Regions from separate parts of the Homo sapiens genome. Here region 2 is linked to region 1. A link is an interaction called in ENCODE POLR2A ChIA-PET data of the cell type or tissue named here. Cell type or tissue: OCI-LY7. All regions are shown on one strand. Each heading gives the region's core, and the rest is flanking DNA. Links, peaks and the distances in the headings are about the cores only.

Region 1 (6,668 bases), core at 1,110-6,109:
GATCACGCCTACTTCACTCCAGCCTGGGAGAAAGAGCGAAAGTCCGTCTTGAAAAAAATAAATTAAATAAAATATACAATTCAGTAGCATTTAGTACATTCACTTTTTTTTGTGCAACCACCACTTCTATCTCCAAAACATTTCATCACCCCAGAGGAAGACTCCATTCCCACTAAGCAGCCACCCCTCATTCTCCCCTCCCCCAAGCCCCTGGGGACCACTAACCTGCTTTCTGTCTCTATGATTTACCAATTTGGGATATCTCACATACATGAGATTATAAAATATGCGCTCTTTTATGCAGTTTTCTTCTTTTTTTCTTTGAGACAGGGTCTTGCTCTGTCATCCATGCTGGAGTACAATGGCATGATCACGGCTCACTGCAGCCTTCACCTCCTGGGTGCAAATGATCCTCCTACCCCAGCCTCCCAAGTAGTTGGGACCACAGGCATCCACCATCCAGCCTGGCTAATTTTTTTTTTTTTTTTTTTTGGAAAGACGAGGTTTTCCTATGTTGCCCAGGCTGGTCTCAAACTCTTGAGCTCCAGCAATCCTTCCTTGGCCTTCCAATATGATGGGATTACAGACATGAGCCACCCATGCCCGGCCTTTTGTGTAATGTTGTAAAGGTTCATCTACATCGTAACAGATATTAGAACTTCATTCCTTTTTATGACTAAATATTTCATGGTATGGCTACACCACATTTTGTTTATCCATTCATCAGATGATGGACATTTGGGTTGTTTCCACCTTTTGACTACTGTGAATAATGATGCCCTGATTCTCCACCACCACCTACTCCTTCTCCTCCCCCTCCTCCCCTTGTTCTCCTCCTCCTCCTCTTCATTTTTCTCCTTCTCCTTCTTATGATTATTCTTATTTCTCTCCCTCGTCCTCATCTCCTTCCTCTTCCTCCTCATCTCCTTCCTCTTCCTCCTCTTCTTCTTTTAGTTAAAAATTTTGGCTGGGTTAAATAGCTCATTTGTAATCCCAGCACTTCAGGAGGCAGAGGTGGGAAGATTGCTTGAGCCCAGGAGCTCAAGACCAGCCTGGGCAATGTAGTGAGACTCCCATCTCTACAAAAACTCTAAAACTTAGCCAGGCATAGTAGCATGTGACTGTAGTCACAGCTACTGAGGAGGCTGAGGTGGGAGGATCACTTGAGCCTGGGAGGTTGAGGCTGCAGTGAGCTTCGATCACACCATTGCACTCCAGCCTGAGCGACAGAGTGAGACCCTGTCTTAAAAAATAATAGAAAAATAATTTTGTTTGAAAAAGTAATACTTGTACACAGTACAAAATTTAAAGGGCTCTCACAGAGCATATGGTGAATTGTCTCTTTTCCACACCTGCCCCTCACAGCCATCCAGTTCCCCTCCATGGAGTCAACCTTGGCACCAGTTTCTTGTACCTTCCTGTATCCTTAGTACTGTTTGTAATGTGCGGCAACAGACACTAACACAGGCACTTCCTGCTCTGTGGGTTGAATGGTTGTGGAAAGCATCTGGAAGAGCTGTTCAGTTAGAAAGAGTTCATTCTCTCCCTGGCTAGAACCCCCCCTCAAGAAACAATCCAAGCCTCAAGTTAAGACCCATTATGGAGGTGTTAGGAAAATTTATCCAGAGTGGTAGAAATGGTATGAACACAGCAATAAATTAAGAGTCAGTTGTGGCCAGGCTCAGTGGCTCATGCCTGTAATCCCAGCACTTTGGGAGGCGGAGGTAGGTGGATCATCTGAGGTCGGAGTTCAAGACCAGCCTGGCCAACATGGTGAAACCCTGTCTCTACTAAAAATACAAAAATTAGCCAGGCATTGTGGTGGGTGCCTATAATCCCAGCTATTTGGGAGGCTGAGACAGGAGAATCACTTAAACCCAGGAGGCAGAGGTTGCAGTGAGCCGAGATTGTGCCACTGCACTCCAGCCTGGGCAACAAAGAGCGAAACTCCATCTCAAAAAAATAAAAATAAAATAAATTAAGTCAGTTGTAAAGATGCAAAGACTAATTAGCAGAGGGAGAGGCTCTTCAAAACAGGCACGGAGAGCCCCACTCAACAGCTGTGCCTTAAGTACGATGGGAGGTCCCCACGGGAGGGAGGGAGGAAGCCAAGGGTCGCAGCTGGAAGAAAAGTGAGCTAAGAGGAAAGCAACCCCATAGCTGATCATTTATTTGGGAGAGCCGGGCCAGGTCCTGACTGAGAAAAGACCTCATGGACTTGAGGCCCAGTGCTGCTATCTTTAAAACAGTCCACCCGTGAGGTCAGCTCTGAGCTGGCTTCTGGGAACTTGGCACTTGAACCACTCCTCCATTCCCTGGCTGATAAGGGTGACTCACTGTGCCTAGCCTGTGTATGCAAACAATATGGGTTAGGATAAATAACTGCTTTTTTTCTTTTCTTCATTTATTTATTTATTTTTGAGACAGGGTCTTGCTCTGTTGCCCAGGCTGGAGTGCAGTGGTGTAATCTTGGCTCACTGCAACCTCCACCTCCCAGGCTCAAGTGATCCTCCACCTCCTGAGTAGCTGGGACCACAGGTGCATGCCCCCATCCTGGGCTAATTTTTTTATTTTATTTTTGTACAGATTGGGTCTTGTTATGTTACCCAGGCTGGTCTAGAACTCCTGAGCTTAAGCAAGCCTCCTGCCTCAACCTCCCAAAGTGCTAGGATTACAGGCATGAGCCATTGAACCTGGCCCAACACCTGCTTTTCTTATGGGAGAGTTTTTTTTTAAAGTTGCTCAGTAGGGATTGCCTATGTGACCAGCCCTCAGTAAAAACCTTGGGTTCTGAGTCTCTAAGGGGTATCCCTGGGCAGACATATTGCACATGTGTTTCTCTCGGCTGGGGAAGGAGCATGCTCTGTGAGCGCCCTCGAGGGAAGGAGGAAGCCCCTGATGGCTGTAACAGAATGCTGCAGACTCCACTGGGTCCCATGAGCCCTTCTGGCAAATCACCAAGTGTGTGGGCCGTCCCAGGGACCGCCACAACCAGGACCAAAAGGAAAGATGGAAACTGAGTAGCAATCTACAAAAACTGTCTCAGGAATCAAGAATCGGTTTGTGCTATATTTATGGGTTGCCTTGGTTACGAATAGTCAAAAAATTTAGAACCCCTGTGGGCTTAGCAGAGCAGTCATGAAAGACTGGCCTGGGTGAGGTTCGTGGTGAGAGAATGCAGAAGAGGACCTAGGAGAGGCATTGCAGGGAGTCGAGCCCTCACAGAACTGCCCAGCATCCCAGGTCACAGGTCCAGCAGGGCTGTACTGTCTGCTGTTTGGGGACCACCAGCCATTCTTCACTGTTAAGACAGGAGCACCCCACAGCAGCCTGACCACATCCCCCACTCCAGGCCATCCCTGCTCATGTCATGGCCCTTTTCCAGGGCTGTGATTCCAATCTGTCCCGCAGGGGGTCTTCCTGGTGACTTGTCTCCATATCCGTCCCCCTTCTCTCTTCCCCAGAATACGTTCAGTCATCAGTGATTCCTCCTAACAGCAAATCTCCCGGGCCTGGGGCCTGTCAAAGAGGAGCCCCACCTGCCTCTGGTCTTGGTCCACAATGCATTTAGGGCATCACGATTTTGCAGTGACCTTCAGAAGGTCTCTACAATAAGAGTGCCTAGCAGGCACGACTGTGACCATGGAGGTTATGGCAAGAGTATGACTCAGAGTTCCAGAGGGGCCGGGAGTCATCAGAAGCTCTGCACAAGCTCCACTCCTGCCTCTGGCATCACAGAACAGATGATCTGGGGACAGGCACACTCCAGGAAACACAAGCTGAACTCAGCTGCTCCTGCCCTGATGGGACACCTATTGATTTTCTGAGATCCTTGTAGAAATGGTGCACTGTGTGCTCTGTGGGCTGGGGAAGGGGTGTAAGCTTAATCGCTAAGCCTGACCAGTCTCTCCTGTTTGAACACACACAAGCACACAGACACGTTCCCATGTGCACACCTGGCACCTGCATGGGTCGACTGGCTGTGATGCAACTGAGTCCCCTTCCCCAGGAGGCCACCAGATGTCCCCACCTCCAGGGTCAGGCCAGCAAAGGGGCCCACCTTCATTTGACCACCCCGACTGCTGGTCCTGGAGCTGGGTTCCTGGAGGGGCTTCCTCAGAGGCAGAAGTGCTTCCTGCCTCCCAGACAGCAGCCACATGGCTCCCTCACAGCCGAGGATGCTAAAGAGCCACAGACCATGTGCCTCAACCAGCAGAAATCTATTATTTCACAATTTTTCTTTTCTTCTTTTAGAAACAGAGTCTCGCTCTGTTGCTCAGGCTGGAGTGCAGTGGTGCAATCACGGCTCACTGCAGCCTCAATCTCCTGATCTCAAGCTATCCTCCCTCCTCAGCATCCGGAGTAGCTGGGACCACAGGTGCATGCCACCATGCCCAACTAATTTGTTTTTTTTTAAAAGATGGGGTCTCAGCTGGGTGTGGTGGCTCATGCCTGTAATCCCACACTTTGGGAGGCTCAGGCTGGTGGATCATCTGAGGTCAGGAGTTCGAGAACAGCCTGACCAACAGGCTGAAACCCTGTCTCTACTAAAAATACAAAAATTAGCCGGGTGTGGTGGCGCACACCTGTAGTCTCAGCTACCTGGGAGTCTGAGGCAGGAGAATCGTTTGAACCCAGGAGGTGGAGGTTGCAGTGAGCCAAGATCATGCCACTGCACTCTGCCTGAGCGACGGCGAGACTCTGTCTCAAAAAAAAAAAAAAAAAAGATGGGGTCTCACTATGTTGCCCAGGTTGGTCTCAAACTCCTGGCCTCAAATGATCCTTCTACCTTGGCCTCCAAAAGTGCTGGGATTACAGGCAAGAACCACCTAGCCCAGCAATTTTTCCACAATTCTGAAACCTAGAAGTCCAAGTTCAAGGTGTTAGCAGGGTTGGGTTTTTGTTCACGCCTCCTACGTTGGCTTGCATGACCTTCACCTGGTCTTCCCTGTGTCTGTGTCCCTCTTCTTGTAAGGACACCCATCATGTTGGATAGGGCCCATTTTCACTTAATTTTTATTTTATTTTGAGACGGAGTTTCACTCTTGTCGCCCAGGCTGGAGTGCAGTGGTGCAATCTCGGCTCACTGCAACCTCCGCCTCCCAGGTTCAAGCGATTATCTTGCCTCAGCCTCCCAAGTAGCTGGGATTACAGGTGCCACCACCATGCCCGGCTAATTTTGTATTTTTACTAGAGACGGAGTTTCAACTGTTGGCCAGGCTGGTCTCAAACTCCTGACCTCAGGTGATCCACCTGCCTTGGCCTCCCAAAGTGCTGGGATTACAGGCATGAGCCACTGCACCTAACCTAATTACCTCTTTTTTCTTTTTTTTTGAGATGGAGTAGCCCTCTGTTGCCCAGGCTGCAGTGCAGTGGTGTGTGATCTCAGCTCACTGCAACCTCCACCTCCTGGGTTCAAGCGATTCTCCTGCCTCCCGAGTAGCTGGGATTACAGGCACATGCCACCATGCCTGGCTAATTTCTGTATTTTTAGTAGAGACAGAGTTTCACCATGTTGGCCAGGCTTGTCTTGAACTGATACCCCCACCTCAGCCTCCCAAAGTGCTGAGATTACAGGTGTGAGCCACAGTGCCTGGCCCTAATTACCTCTTTAAAGACCCTGTCTCCAATGGTCACATTCTGAGCTACAGGGTTTGGGGTTCTAACATACGAATTTGGTGAGATGAATGCAATTCAGCTCTTAAAAGGTGCCCACTCAGAGAACTGCCACCCAGCAGCAAAAGGGTTAAAGGCAGAAGCCGGGTAGGGGTGGAGAGCTGGGGGGAGTGTGTGTCTGCATTAAGTAGATTAAGTGGGAGGGACTGCTCCAAGCCTCAGCTATAATTAGAGAAATTAAAGTCCCGGCTGGAAAGAGCAGGAGCTCTCCTGCCTTATCATTAATGGGGAGTGTGCTGGTGCTCCGGGGAAGTTTGGGTTTGCGGCTGCTGGGACCTGTAATAAGGGGAGGAAGTGAGCTGACTCCAGCCAAGGTGCTTGGTGCATGGCTCAGAATAGACCTGGGTATGCATGAGACCATCCTAAGGTCTCTGGGAGCCCAGCCTGCAAGCCTCCAGGTTCCCCCAGCCAAAGCCCACCCCAAGTGATCCCCCCACCCTCTACCAGAGGAGCACTGGCCGGTCCAGCTCCGACTGGTCAGGGCACTCGGCCCCTCTCCCCACGAACAGCGCAATTTGCTGCCTGAGCTACAAGAGGTGTTTGTTTGAAACATGAAGGTACTGAAGGACTGATCCAGGTGCCCTGGACCCACTGGGTACAAGGGGAAACTAGTCCCTTCCGGAGGACGCTGCTGGAGGGGGTGGGGTCAGGTCCAGTAAGGAGCAGAGTGGAACCCCCTTGCGTGGCTGCATCAGAGGCCACCCAGGGGCCACAGCATGGGCAGTCACAACTCCAGCGTGGGGGTAGTGATGACTTCCCTTGCTCAGGAATTCCAGCTTTTGTCTTCCTTCTACCCTTCACCCAAAAGACCGGAACCGGGGGAGAAAAAAAGGGAGTGTCCTGGGGCAAAGGGAGACACAGCCCTCCACAGACATGGGTGGGTGGGGGGAACAAAAGGAGAGAGAGAGGGGGAGAGACTGAGAGGCAGAGAGAGAGAGAGAAAGGGAGGGAGAGGCAAAGAGAGAGGGAGAGACAGAGAGGTGGGGTGGGGG
Region 2 (6,668 bases), core at 592-5,591, 130 kb before region 1:
CTTTTATTTCAGCCTTTATGAAGATAACATATGCCTGTTGAAAAAATCAAAAGGTACAGAGAGCTTATAATAAAAAACAACAGCCTCCTGTCTTATCCTTCCTTCCTTCCCTGGTTCACCCCCTGGAGGTATCCTGGAGGGTTAGACTGCAGTCTAACCACTTCTAATTGCCCTCTTTCTGGTGGTTGTCTCTGAAAGTCTAGATAATGTACAAATATTACTATTTCTTGATTTTTCAACTTTAACCAAAAGCCATTGGATTCCCACTGTGAAACATGAAGATTCAGCTCACTTCCTTCTCTTCCCCCTCCGCCTCTCCTAGTTTGATGGTGGTTGTTATTTGGGTTGCACTGTATACCTTTTAACTCTAGTAGATGAATCTCTATTTTATGTGGCATCAACTTTTGACAGTATCTCTTTGTAATTCATCTCTTTTCCCAGCAATTCTTTCCACTCCTGATGACCATTTTGATTTTTACATTGTCAAAGTTCTCCACACTTACCATCTGTCCCTGAACTTCAACCACGTCTTCTCTGTGTTATCCATAGCTTGATTCTAAAAGTTGAAAAGAATAAGATGTTCGTATTTTTATGTCCGCGCAAATATTTTTTGCTGTTGGATCAAGCAGTATACGAAAATATTCACTTTGGGTCCAATGTCCAACCTTGGATCACTCATAGATTATTTCTAACATCAAGGACCAATAGATTCTCTTTTCTCACACTGAATCAATAGCTTACAATCATGTCACATTTAATATTTTTTGAGTTGGGTCATCATTTTCTCATATAATTGTTTATTTTTCCTAGAGTTTCTAATTGCCTTTTTTGTATTATGTACTTTAATCATATCTCCATCATACTATAAATTCCATGGCATTCCTTTTTCCCTAGGCAACCTCCCTTTTAGAGTCTACTCTTCTTGCTACAATTTTCACTGGTTGGTCTCTAGGCCTAGGGTTACAGGATCCTTGGTGTGTCAATTTTTTTCCCAGAAACCTCTGTGGCCAGTGGCACCTTTGCCTGAGTTCTTGTCCTGTGTCCAGGAAGAATGAGGTACACAGACAAGTGAAGGATGAGCAAGACGAAGAGGAGCTTTATTGAGTGTTACAACAGCTCAGTAAGACCCGCAACAGTAGGTCATCTCTGTAGGCAGGTTGTCCCATCAAGTGTTCAGCAATCAGCAGAGAGGAGGCCTTGGAAAGTGTGGCTCCCCTCTGCAGGTAGGTCATTTGGATGTCTCTGCAGGGCTCTGAGGTTCTCAACAGAGAGGGTAGCTCCTCTCTGCAGCCGGCTGTCCTGTCATATATCTGCTCAGCTCTGGCTGATCCTGGGGCTTTTATGGGCCTCAGAGAGGAGGAAGTGTATGGGCAGCCATGGGTGGGCTCGGAAAAGGCACCAGTTCCCACTTCAGTCAGTGGGACTGGCAGCCTGGCCCCTAGCCTTCAGGACCTCCCTGGCCTGAAGGTGATGCCTCACCAGGGACCTGCCCACTTCTGCCGGGAACCTGCCTCCTGCTGCTGTTCATGGCACCTGGGCTCAGCCTGACTTTTCTCCAAGATCAGAGCAGGCATTGACAGCAGAAAGCCAGAGAGTGGGGGCAGGCACTTCTGAGCCTGCGAGGGCAGGGGTGCCTTCCTGGGACCCCAGCAGTGCAGAGATGCCTGAGTCTGCTGCTGCAGTTTGGGTGGCTCCAGTGGCACCTGGGAGGGCAGGGCTCCTGCCTGCTCCTGGCCCCCCAAGAGCACAAGGAAGCTCAGATCTGCTGCCACAACTTGGGTGGCTGCCGCCCCACCAGGAGGCCCTGCTCTGTAGAGTGTACAGCCCCAGCCATGCCTCCCAGCATGATGGCAGCGCCAGGCCATCTGGAGCAGCTGCTGCCATCACTAGGGTCACCCATCACCTTGGTTTGCCCAGGACTGCAAGGTTCCCCAGGAGATGACTTTCAGTACTGAAACTAAAAAGTCCCAGCCAACTGGGATGAGTTGGTCACCCTGTCTAGGCCTGAGATCAAATCTCAGAACTTCCCTTGACTCTCTTCTAGGTTGGATTCAGTTTCCTGGATCTTCCTCTTTCTTTGTTTACTCCCTGATTTCTCTGGAGAACATCGTCAAGCAACTTTTAAAGAAAGGCAGCCGGGTGCAGTGGCTCACGCCTTCAATCCCAGCACTTTGGGAGGCTGAGGCGGGCGGATCCCAAGTTCAGGAGATCGAGACCATCCTGGCTAACACGGTGAAACCCCATCTCTACTAAAAATACAAAAAATTAGCCGGGCGTGGTGGCGGGCGCCTGTAGTCCCAGCTACTCAGGAGGCTGAGGCAGGAGAATGGCATGAACCCGGGAGGTGGAGCTTGCAGTGAGCCGAGATGGCACCACTGCACTCCAGCCTGGGCGGCAGAGCAAGACTCTGTCTCAAAAAATAAATAAATAAATAAAATAAAGAAAGGCTGTGTTTGTATATGTATATCAAATCATCACATTGTACACCTTAAATATACACAATTTCTATTTGTCAATGGTACTTCGATAAAGCTGGGGGAAAATGTTTAAGTGGGTGTGCTGAAGATAATCTGTGTCTTTACGTGTTTGAAATGTCTTTATTCTGCCATGAGGTTTTTGACAGATAATGTAGCTAGATATATAATTCCAGGTTGAAAATAATTTTCCCTTCTAACATGCAGCCATCCTGCACCCATTCCCTTCTAGCACCCAGTGTTACTGGTAGGCAATGGGGTCCTAGTCTGCCCTCCTTTCTTTCTGTACAGAGCCTGCTCCTCTTCTTTCTGGGTTCCCCAGCTCTGTTTCCTTTAGCTTTTGCATTTTGAGATTGTGTATGTTCCAGTCCTTCTATTGAACTTTTCATTTTAGCAAGCATATTTGTTCATCTCCGGAGCTCTTTGATGGTTCTCTGGGGTTTTCTTATTCCAAGAAAACTGAGCTCTCTTATAGATGGAATATATTCTGCAGTCTGCCTGAGTATATTCATTAGAGGGCTTAAATGCTATCTTCTGTTCCGTGAATTATTTCTGCTTCCTCTGGGCCAGTGTTTTTATTGCTTTCCTGCTTTTTCTCCTTCGCATGGATGGTCTTCAAATGCCTGGGGATCCTTCATGGCTCATTCACATGTAAGAGGGAAGGACACGTGTAAGAGGGTGGCAGGTTGGCATTTCCTCTGCTATGGAGTCAATTGGCCTCTCCATCCCCTCCTGTGTAGGCTGGGGTGGGGGCCTGTATGTGGGATGGGCAGGGATTTTCTCTGGAGCATCAACATCTTCACAGGTGCACACTCATAGTTGGCGGCCTTGCGGTTCAGAGGCCTTAGCTTTCCCCAGCAGTTTTCTTCTTTAGCGAAGAGCCTTCCAGGGTGTCGCTGAGTGAAATGCACAGAGGGCGGGAGAGGGTGAACCGCTACTTATGCAGTTATTTCATAAACGACCGTCAGTGACTCCCCTATGCTCAGCAACCAAATGTTGCTCTACAGAATCTCTTGCCCCTGAGCCCCGAGTCTCGGAGGCTCTGTCTGGTCACTGCCCCTCTCTCTGCAATTCTATCCTGAGCTGCAGCACTCTCTACCTGTGTAGCAAGCAACGCCTGCCATCCACTGTCTCCCAGGGATTGGTGACCCCCCACCCCTGTCCTTGTGTTGTGGGTTTATTCCTTTTAGTCTATTACATTTGCATTTCAGGGCCAGGGGGCGGAGGGGAGCTTGGAAGATTCTCATATGCACAGCCTTCAAAACAGAAGCTTTGCCTCAAGATTGAATTGGGGCTTGCCATGAAATAGAGGCTCCCATGACACAAATAAAATTGGACATTTATGGACGCTTGTAACACGCGAGCCTCTGTATTTTACATGCTTTGTCTTTTTTAGTTCTCATTGTTTTTATCCCCATTTTACAATTTAAAACTGAGATGTATAAAAATTAAGGAATTTGCTCCAAATCACATGGCAGGTAGAAAGTGGAGGCAGAATTCTAACCCCCGCCCACTCAAAGTGAAATCAGCCAAGTACCTGCCAAGCAGCTGGGGAGATGTTCCTGTGGGGCTGCTTCCAAAACCCCCACCCACATTTGTGTTACAGGAAAACTGCACACACCAGGCTTCCTCCAGAAGCTTCCCCCAAGAGAGGCAGCCTTGGGAGCCATCTGACCCAGCCTGGGGCAGGTATGGGGCTGCATCCTGCCCCTTCCTCTCTTCCATGCCATTAATGGGCCTCAGCTAGAGCCTCCCCTGGGGCCACCTCCTGCTCTGACAGCTGTAGGGAAGAGGAGGGAGCTGAGACTTCCTTCAAGCTGAGCCTAAGGCAGAGCTGTTCCACGGCATTCCCTCCCCTGGGCTGCAGGTAACACCACCCGAATGAGACGGGAATAAACACAGGGTGGGTTACAGGATAATTACAAAATTCCAGGCAGCAGTTTTGTCAGAAATGTTGGAACCAGAGCAACTCCATCTTGAATAGGGGCTGGGTAAAAACAGGCTGAGGCCTGCTGTGAGATAAGAGGTCAGCACAAGATACAGGTCATAAAGACCTTGCTGATAAAACAGTTTGCAGTAAAGAAGCCCACCAAAGCCGAAACCAAACCAAGATGGCAACGAGAGTGACCTCTGGTCGTCCTCACTGCTACACTCCCACCAGCACCATGACAGTTTACAAACGCCATAGCAACATCAGGAAGTTACCCTGTATGGTCTAAAAAGGGGAGGCATGAATAATCCACCCCTTGTTTAACATATAATCAAGAAATAACCATAAAAATGGGCAACCAGCAGCCTCGTCTGTACAGTAGCCATTCTATTATTCCTTTACTTTCGTAATAAACTTGCTTTCACTTTATTCTACAGACTTACCCTGAATTCTTTCTTGCACAAGATCCAAGAACCCTTTCTTGGGGTCTGGATTGGGACCCCTTTCCTATAACAATTTCACACGACTAGAGGTTATGGGCCGGTAAAACCCTGAAAACCAGGGTGTGTGGACCAAGCTGGCTGAGACCAACAGGACCCACCAAGGTGCTGGATGTGAGCCGGGTTCCTCCTAGGACCTCGTTATATGCTCATTAACATCCTAAATCACACACCTGCCAGCGCCAGGACAGTTCCAAGACCACCCGTATTTGGTGTAAAAATGAGTGGCACCACAATTCTGAGAAACGTCCACCTTTTTTCCAGGAATTTTCATGAATATCCCATCCCTTGGCTAAAGAAACCCATAAGGATGAAACCCCAAACCCCACTGTGCGATCCTGTCTTGAGAACGCCACACTCCCCTTTCTTGAGTGTGTACTTTTCGCTTTGCAATAAATCTCCATACTTTCACTGTTTTCTGACTCATCCTTGAATTCCTTCTCGAAATGGTGTCAAGAGCTGGGGTTGAGGTCCCAACGGCATTCGGGGACCTCCCCAGGCCCATCGGTATCATGAAGAGTAAAGTGACAGCCACTGCGTACTGAAGGACTACCATGGTCAAATACATCAGCTCCAATTCTCCATAACCCTTAAAGATAGGGACTAGCATCCCCATTCTCCTGATAAGAAAACTGAGGCTCAGCGGTGAAGGAACTTGCCCAAACCACCCAGCTGGTCAGCGGCAGAGCCGGACTTGAACTGGGTCTGAAATGTGCTCATGCCAGCGTGCCCTATAGACAGCGACAGGACTTCTACCTCCTCCACAGCCTGGCATGGCCCTGTTTAAATTTCGGTGCTGCAGAAGGAATAGCACTCGAATATAAAATTTTCTTTTTTAATTCTTAGCAAGGCAAGTTACTTCTATAGAAGGGTGCGCCCTTACAGATGGAGCAATGGTGAGCGCACACTTGGACAAAGGAGAGGAAGGGGGCTCTTATCCCTGAGGCACGTGGCCCCTGCTGCTGTGTCGTTCCCCTATTGGCTAGGGTTAGACCGCACAGGCTAAACTAATTCCGACTGGCTAATTTAAAGAGAATGATGGGGTGAGTGCTTTGGCTGGAGTCAGGGCAGAGCAGGTAGCAGGTAATCTGAATGAGTCAGGGTGGAGCAGGTGATCAGAATGAGTCAGGGTGGAGCAGGTGATCAGAATGAATCAGGGTGGAGGACATAATCAAAAAAGGTTGCTTTACGAGAAAGTTAAGTTTAAAAGTAGAAGGCAAAGAATTGAACATAGTGACATATTAATTCTTTGAAAATAAGTTTAGAACTCATATCTAATAGCCCTAAGGTGCAGCCAGGCCCCAAAGCCTGGGCTAAGGCTCAAGAGGCCCCTAGCCAAGGCGTTCCCAACGCCACTGGGTTGCGACCCTTGGGAGTTTTCAAAGGTGAACCTTGGGCACTGCCCCCTTCAGACCCATTGTCTGGGAAAAACAGCCACCTGATTGTTGGCCAAGATTCCGGATTAATCCTTCACCTGCCTGGCCCCAGCTGGCCACTTGACCCAGTGCTGTGCCCCAGCCAGGGATGTGTCCTTGCAGCCAGCAGCCCTTCCTTCAGCATTAATCACGTTTACAGCTGGCTCACAGAGCTGCCAGCCTGGTAGATGCAGCTGCGGAGAATGTGGGTTGAGGGGTGGTGGTAAAAAAAAAAAAAAAAAAACTCGCGGAGTCCAGGGAAGGGGGAGGGGGTGTGGGTGGGAATGACAGGAAAGGAACAGGATGTGAGGTCTAACTTTTAAGGGTAATTGTCACAAAGACTGGAGAT

Evidence for each region. ChIA-PET counts read pairs that join two places held together with the same protein. Peaks named below come from ENCODE experiments on the same cell type or tissue, not always from the same donor. Only the 100,000 strongest peaks of a DNase experiment are listed, where the experiment ranks them.
Region 2: POLR2A ChIA-PET joins it to region 1 with 11 read pairs; 5 of 35 experiments call an interaction of 5 or more read pairs at or near these places.

The regions. Positions count from the first base shown.
Region 1 is chr17:76,841,387-76,848,054 of GRCh38, reverse strand. No RefSeq gene overlaps it. Among named protein-coding and RNA genes, the nearest start is that of LINC00868, 11 kb to the left of the region's middle. RefSeq lists enhancers at 2,888-3,716, 6,248-6,668. In OCI-LY7, for the core only: CTCF peaks have their summits at 3,827 and 4,026 (motif pointing right); DNase peaks (open chromatin) are centred at 1,454, 2,894, 4,094 and 5,974; H3K4me3 peaks cover 2,181 bases; H3K27ac peaks cover 4,870 bases.
Region 2 is chr17:76,969,802-76,976,469 of GRCh38, reverse strand. No RefSeq gene overlaps it. Among named protein-coding and RNA genes, the nearest start is that of MGAT5B, 100 kb to the right of the region's middle. RefSeq lists an enhancer at 6,468-6,668. In OCI-LY7, for the core only: no CTCF peak of the experiment used is centred there; no DNase peak of the experiment used is centred there.